2 separate regions of the Homo sapiens genome follow, and region 2 is linked to region 1. A link is a loop called in an ENCODE intact Hi-C map of the cell type or tissue named here. Cell type or tissue: IMR-90. All regions are shown on one strand.

Evidence for each region. Peaks named below come from ENCODE experiments on the same cell type or tissue, not always from the same donor. Only the 100,000 strongest peaks of a DNase experiment are listed, where the experiment ranks them.
Region 2: a loop joins it to region 1, with 16 times the contacts of the local background. A loop is called at or near these places in 1 of 110 quality-filtered maps.

The regions. Positions count from the first base shown.
Region 1 is chr5:115,808,564-115,812,563 of GRCh38, forward strand. CDO1 (cysteine dioxygenase type 1) reads right to left here. Exons shown (of 5, transcript NM_001801.3): 3 at 2,598-2,752. Among named protein-coding and RNA genes, the nearest start is that of CDO1, 6.1 kb to the right of the region's middle. RefSeq lists a silencer at 1,469-1,763. In IMR-90, no CTCF peak of the experiment used is centred here; a DNase peak (open chromatin) is centred at 2,458.
Region 2 is chr5:115,740,645-115,744,644 of GRCh38, forward strand. The region is part of intron 1 of LOC124901048 (a long non-coding RNA gene); the gene reads left to right. Among named protein-coding and RNA genes, the nearest start is that of CDO1, 74 kb to the right of the region's middle. In IMR-90, no CTCF peak of the experiment used is centred here; no DNase peak of the experiment used is centred here.

The DNA of each region.
Region 1 (4,000 bases):
GAAACAGCAAAGGGAAAGCTTGAGAGAATGTAAGCCTTACATTGTAAGGAATCTCAGGATCACAGCTCACCCCTGGCCTAGAGATCAACGAATCTGTGCTGAAGCAGTCAAGAGGCCCTGGGAGAGAGATCTTCAAGAAGATTAAACACACACACACACAAAAACAAAACAAAACAAACAAAACAAAAAAACGAGATGAAATACTCAATTAAAAAATGTTAATAAACTTACACAGTTACAAGAAAGTTTCAGGGATTAATCAAGTAATGAATTTAGCATAACTAATGTAGGCACCCCATGAGGCTTTGTGCTTTCTTCTTTATGATCTAGCTCCATGAGTGCACATCATAAAGAAGAATGAAGCATAGAACCAGAAGACTTAAGTTCTACTTCTAGGTAATTAGCGATGCTATCTTTGAACAAGCCACACATTCTAGGATCTTTCATTTTCCTTATTTCTAAAACTGGTGCCTAATTCTCAGATCTGCAAATTCTTTGATCCTGTAGCTTGTTGTGTTCATAATATACTGGCTAAAGCACAGTTTTGAACAAATGTTCAACACTGCAGGTCCACGCATCATCTAATGCATGCTGACAATCCTGCAAGCAAAGACCCTGCAAAAACAAGACACCCATCCTTTAGAGAAGCTCCTATTAATAATCCAGGCATTATTATTATATTTTGATCTTTGCTTCTTTTTCCTTTATGGTCATGGTGTACCCTCTGTCACAGTAATACTGGACTTTTCTTGGGGGTATTTATGAAGCAGAGTTAGGTCCAGGCCCGGTCGACCTTTTGCTCATTACAATAGGCAACTTGGTCTCCTTGCCCCAGTCCTCCCTTCTCCTCCACCCTATGTTGCATGCTGCCACCAAATCGATCAAGATATTCCCAATTATAACTCTGCTGACCAAAGAAAGTCCTTACTTTTAGCTGGTCTTGCAGGCCCATACCCTGAGCTCACTTTACTCTCCTGCTAATCCACTGACCAAACCCATTCTTCTTTCTTTCCTTCCCCCAATGCTTGAATAGTTTCCATTTTTTACAACAATTGTACCTTCACTTGTGCTCTTCCTTGTACTTGCAACATCCTTCCCCCTGATCACTATCCATCTCCACCCCTACTCCTGCATCTGTAAGAATCAGAGGTTGAAAATTTGTGGCTTTTAAGTTATTTGGGTAATTAGTCTACAGAAATAATTAACATATCCCACCGAATATTTTAATAATTGGCAAAATTTCATATAAAACCCAGAATTTCCAACTTCTATGGAAAAAGAAACCAGGTTGATCTCACTGGAGCTGGGTGGCCACTGCTGTCACCTTAATATGAGGCTTGTATACTCCAGTTCATACCAGGCCTCACCACAGCTTTATCCCTGATGTATACCACTTCCTTATCTGTTGAGATTCTATAGGTTTTTGCATTGAAGACCTTTAAAAAGCTTACCTATTCTTAAAGATCTGATCTATTTTCACAAGCACTCTGACTCCAGCTGAAAGTAATTATTCTGAAAGGTGTGTGAATGCTTTACTTCTGAAATTATTCTGAAAGCTTTACTGTGAATGTACAGACAACAGAATTTTCTTGGAAATCTGGTGTGCCTTATAGATAGCAACCCTCACATTATTTGGGTAAATGAATCAGAGCTTCCTGCCACATAGGAAACTAACATCCTTGTGTTATGTGAATGAGCGACAACTTCCCATACAATTTGATCTTTGCAAGTGACTTGTATATAGGCCAAATATCGAGGCCAGTAAGATTTATGGAGAAAAAAACTTGCTTTGCCAAAAAAAAATCCCCCAAAGCTCTATAATACTTTATATAGGTGGGGTACATGCTGATGAAGAACATAGGTTTTTCAATCAAATTGCTTAGGTTCAAATTCTGGTTGCCACTTAAAAGCTGAGTAACCTTGGACAAATTGTTTAATCTTCCTATGTGTTGGCAACCTCCTACGTAAAAGGGAATAAAAAACTATCTATCTGTCTCATATACATTTTAATGAGCTTTTTGGAAAGTTACTGTTCCTTTTAGGAATATGGAAATTAATCACTGCCTCTCTTGAAAAGTATTTGGCTATCCCATATCCCATTTAGAAAAGATAAGGAATTCTTGGTAAGATATGTATAAATCACTGGCCAATAACGTGCTTTGTAAAATTTCCCTCGAGGATACTTTTTAGGTATGCTATATGTATTTTAGAAAAACAGAGACTAGCTAGCATTCTTAATTAGTTACAGAACATTTTGTTCTATTTTCTAACACAAGGCTAATGTTTCCAACTTGATCTCTTTTGTTGAAAGACTCCACTGAAGTAAATTCATATTTTATTTTAACTGTCTTAAGTCTTGGCAAGTAAATGACTTTTCAGTGGATACTGATCTGCATGCATATGTTTTCAATAAGTGATTCCAACCAAGATACAAAGGCTTAAAAAACAAAACCTGCTATGTTTAAGTCATTTCCCAAGTATTTTAAATCATGACTCATGATCCAGGTTCTACTGCATAAAAAGTGTAAGTAACCAATATTTCAGACAAAAGGTCATGGTTCTTCCCACTTGCCCTTAGAAAAAGAATAAGATGTTACCATTGATGTAGGCACACTGGTTTTCCCTCAAGACTCTTTCAGACTTCTTGACCATCTCATTGGATTTTTTGTCAGGCCAGGCAAATAATGTCTCCTTTAGATTTCCCTGTAGCATCTTCAGAAAGCAGTGGGAGTTGGTATGATCATGAATACTGCTATATGTACACAAAATGACAACTGAACTCAGTAGATGGTCTAGTATCCAGACCTGCAGTAACAGTCTTCCCAGAACTGACACCTGCATACTGTCAATAAGCTATCTCCCCAGCCAAAATCCATTTCAGCTGAATTTTTAAAATGTTATCAACTTACAGTTCAACAATGTTCAGGGTAAAGTAATAATATATCATCTATATCAATTCATATAAAAGGTACAATTTTGATGCATACCCCTACTAATGAACAGTTTTTTTAACTTTGTTATACTACTTTGATAACAGAAACACAAAACCAGCAACACTTTATCTTCCCCCAAATACATATAACTCACTTAAACTGGGCTAGAATTTGATTATGAAAGTACATTAGAGAAATTTTAGAAAGGATTAAGACAATCATCCATAGTAATTGTACCACACTGAGAAGATCCACTTAACATTTAATGTTTTTTCCCCAAGGCTTTTGTCTTTTCTCCTTCCTTTGGGGAGCTGTGGGAGAGAAGGTATCTATATGTGTATTACCATCCTAAAGTTACACTGTATATAAAATGTTAACATTGTGTCAATTTACAGTGCTCTACCTGTGATTACCTTCCAACATTGGTGGGAAAAAGTTAATTGGATTTGAGGAAACAAAGGATTTATTTATGCAATCTCAGAGTGAATAGTATTTAAGTATATGAAGCAGTCGTGGTTACAGGGTTAATTAAAATATATGTATCTATATACATTTTGGGTATTCATTTCATCTATTGAATTTTATTAATTTATATATGTACCATAAAAAGAATTTGTTTCCTAAATCCACAGAGTCTAGTCCCACTCTGGACATAATGTGCTTTCAAAAATATTGAGAGAATGAATGGAAACACTTCATTCCATATGAGTAAATAAATGCACTCTACAGACCTAACTTTCCAAACACTTATAAATTCATGTTTTCTTTCATAAAAATGGATCTAAATTATTGCTTTTACCATTCTCAAGACTGAGAAAGGTATGTTTCAAAAGAGAGTAATACTTAGTTGATAATAAGACTGTCAAACGTGAAACTAAAGATAAATTAAGGAGCTAAGTTTCAAAGAATCAGTATAAGTTGCCTTTTCAGTAAAGAAACTAAAGAATTAACTTGAAGTAGAAAGAAATTTTCTGAATTTGCAATGCTTTTCTAGCTTCAAATCTCCATCCTTTGGTCTTTGGTCCCACGATTGTTTACACACCTCAAACACCACAAATGTCAAGTGT
Region 2 (4,000 bases), 68 kb before region 1:
TAGTAGTTTCATAGTTTGAAGTCCTAGATTTAGGTCTTTAATCCATTTTTATTTGATTTGATTTTAGTATATGACAAGAGATAGGGTCTAGTTTCATTCTTCTTCATATGGATATCCAGTTTTCCAGCACCATTTATTGAAGAGACTGTCTTTTCCCCAGCATATGTTCTTGGCAACTTTCTCAAAAATGAGTTCACTGTAGGTGTGTGGATTTGTTTCTGGGTCCTCTATTCTCTTAACTTTGAGCTATGTGTCTATTTTTATACCAGTACCATGCTGTTTTGGTTACTATATCTCTGTAGTATAATTTGAAGCGAGGTAATGTGATTCTTCTAGTTTTGTTCTTTTTGCTAAGAATAGCTTTAGTTATTCTAGGTCCACAAAAGTAGTTCCATATAAGTTTTAGGATTGTTCTTTCTATTTCTGTAAAGAATGTCATTGGCATTTTGATAGAGATTGCACTGAATCTGTAGATTGCTTTGGGTAGCATGGACATTGTAACAATATTGATTCTTCCAATCCATGATGATGAAATATCTTTCCATTTTTTGGTGTTCCCTTCAATTTCTTTCATGAGTGTTTTATTGTTTTCATTATAGAGATCCTTCACTTCTTTGGTTAACTTAATTCCTAGATATTTGCTTTTATCTGTGGCTATTGTTGATAGAATTACTTTTTAGTTTTTATTTTTTACATTGTTCACTCTTGGCATACAGAAATGCTCTGATTTTTGTGTGTTGATTTTGTATCCTGCAACTTTACTGAATTTGTTTATCAGTTCTAGTAGCTTTCTTGTGAAATCTTTAGGTTTAGCTTTTTTAAATACAAGATTATATCATCTGCAAAAAAGGACAATTTGGCTTCTTCCTTTTCAATTCACATGCCCTTTTTTCAATCTTCTCTGATTACTCTAACTAGGGCTTCCAGTACTATGATGAATAACAGTGGTGACAGTGGGCATCTGTGTTATGTTCCCAATCATAGAGGAAAGGCTTTCAGTTTTTCCCCATACAGTATGATACTATTTAATATCTGTGGGTCTGTCATATATGGCTTTTATTATGTTCCTTCTATCCCAATTTTTTGAGGGTTTTATTATGAAGGAGTGTTGAATTTTATCAAATGCTTTTTCAGCATCAATTGAAAAGATCAATTGATCATTTTTATCCTTCATTCTTTTGATATGATGTATTATGTGGATTTATTTTTTTATGTTGAATCATCCTTGCATGCCTAGGATAAATCCTACTTGGTCATGATGAATGATCTTTCTAATGTATTGTTGGATTTGGTTTAGTAGTATTCTGTTGAGGATTTTTGGCATCAATATTCATCAAAGCTATTAGTCTGTAGTTTTTTGTTTTATTTTGTTTCAATGTGTTTTTGGTTTTGGTATCAGGGTAATACTGGTCTCATAGAATGAGTTTGGAAGTATTACCTCTCCTCTATTTCTTGGAATAGTTTGAGTAGGATTGGTAACAGTTCTTATTTAAATGTTTGGTAGAATTCAGCGGTGAAGTCATCGGGTTGTGAGCTTTAATTTGCAGGGAGACTTTTTATTATGGCTTCAATCTCATTTCTTGTTATTGGTATGTTCAGGTTTTGGATTTCTTCCTGTTTTAATCTCAGTATGTTGTATGTATCTAGGAATTTGTCCATTTCTTTTAGATTTTCCAATTTATTGGCATATAGTTGCTCATAGTAGCCACTAGTAATCCTTTGACTTGCTGCAGTATCACTTGTAATGTCTCCTTTTTCATTCCTGATTTTATTTAATTGGATCATCTCTCTCTCTCTCTTTTTTTGTCTGGTGAAAGGTTTGTCAATTTTTTTAACTTTTCAAATAACAAACTTTTGTTTCATTGATGTTTTGTATTGTTTTCTTCATTTCAATTTCCTTTATTTCTGCTCTGATTTTCATTATTTCTTTTCTTCCAGTAACTTGGGGTTTAGTTTGCTCTTGCTTTTCTAGTTCTTTAAGATATTTATTTTAGATTGTTTATTTGACATTATGGCACTTATAGCTATAAAATTCCCTCAGAATTGCTTTTGCTGTATCCCATAGGTTTTGGTATGTGTGTTTCCATTGCTTGTTTCAAGAAATTTTTCAATTTCCTTCTTGATTCTTTCATTGACCCACTGGTCATTCAGGAGCACATTGTTAAATTTCTATGTATTTGTATAGGTTCCAAAATTCCTCTTGTTATTGATTTCTAATTTTGCTCCATTGTGGTCAGAGAAAATGCCTGATATTATTTCAATTTTTTTGAATGTTTTATTTTGTGACCTAATATATGGTCTATCCTTGAGAATTATCCATGTGCTGAGGAAAAGAATGTGTATTCTGCAGCCATTGGAGGAATGTTCTGTCAATATCTATTAGATCCATTTGGTCTATAGTGAAGATTAAGTCTGATGTTTCTTTGCTGATTTTCTCTCTGGAAGATCTGTCCAATGCTGAATGAGGGGTGTTGAAGTCCTCAGCTATTATTGTATTGGAGCCTATCTCTCTCTGTAGCTCTAATAATATTTGCTTTATATATCTGTGTGCTCCTGTGTTAGGCACATACATATATTTAAAATTGCTATATCCTCTTGCTGAATTGACCCCTTTATTATTATACAGTGAACTTCTTTGTTTCTTTTAATAGTTTTCTGTCTTCAAATCTATTTTGTCTCACATAAGTGTAGTGACACCTGCTCCTTTTTGATTCACACTGGCATAGATTTTTTCCATCCTTTTATATTCAGTCTATGTGTGTCTTTACAGATGAAGTGTGTTTCTTGTAGGCAACAGATCACTGGGTCTTGTTTTTTTCATCCACTCAATGAGTCTATGTATTTTGATTGGAGAGTTTAGTCTTTTTACATTCAATGTTATAATTGATAAGGACTTACTCCTGCCATTTTGTTATCTGTTTTCTGGTTGTTTTGTGGTCTCCTCTTCCTTCTTTCTTTCCTTCCTATATTCTTCTAGTGAAGGTAATTTTCTCTGGTGATATGATTTAGTTTCTTGCTTTTTATTTTTTGTGTACCCATTGTATGTTTTTTGTTTGTTTGAGGTTATCATGAGGTCTGCAAATACTATCTTATAACTCATCATTTTAACCTGATAAAAACTTAACACTATTTGCATAAATAAACAAGCAAAAAGAAAACTAATAAAAACTCTAACCTTAACTTCATCCCCTGACTTTTTAACTTTTTGTTTTTTTCTATTTATTTATAAATTTTTGTTCAGACCATGTCTTTAAAAGTTGTGGTAGTTATTATTTTTATTGGTTCATTGTTCAGTCTTTCTACTTAGGATAAGAGTAGTTTACACACCACAGTTACAGTGTTACAATACTCTGTGTTTTTCTATGTACTTACCAGTAAGTTTTGTATCTTCAGGTGATTATTTACTGCTCATTAATGTCCTTTTCTTTCTGATTGAAGTACTTCCTTTAGCATTTCTTGTAGGACAGGTCTGGTATTGATGAAATCCCTCAGCTTTCGCTTATCTGGGAAAGTCTTTATTTCTCCTTCATGTTTGAAGAATATTTTCACCAGTTATACTATTCTAGGGTAAAAGTTTTTTTTTTTCCTTCAACGCTTTAAATATGTAATGCCACCTCTCTCCTGGCCTGTAAGGTTTCCACTGGAAAGTCTGTTGCCAGATGTATTGGAGCTCCATTGTATGTTATTTGTTTCTTTACTCTTGCTGCCTTTAGGATCCTTTCCTTGTCCTTGACCATTGGGAGCTGGATTATTAAATGCCTTGAATTTATCTTCTTTGGGTGAAAACTTCTTGGTGTTCTACAACCTTCTTGTATTTGGATATTGATATCTTTTTCTGTGTTTGAAAAGTTCTTGTTATTATCCCTTTGCATTAAACTTCCTATCCCGATCTCTTTCTCTACCACTTCTTTAAGACCAATAACTCTTAAATTTGCCCTTTTAAGATTATTTTCTATAATATATTCTGTAGGCATGCTTCATTGTTTTTTATTCTTTTTTG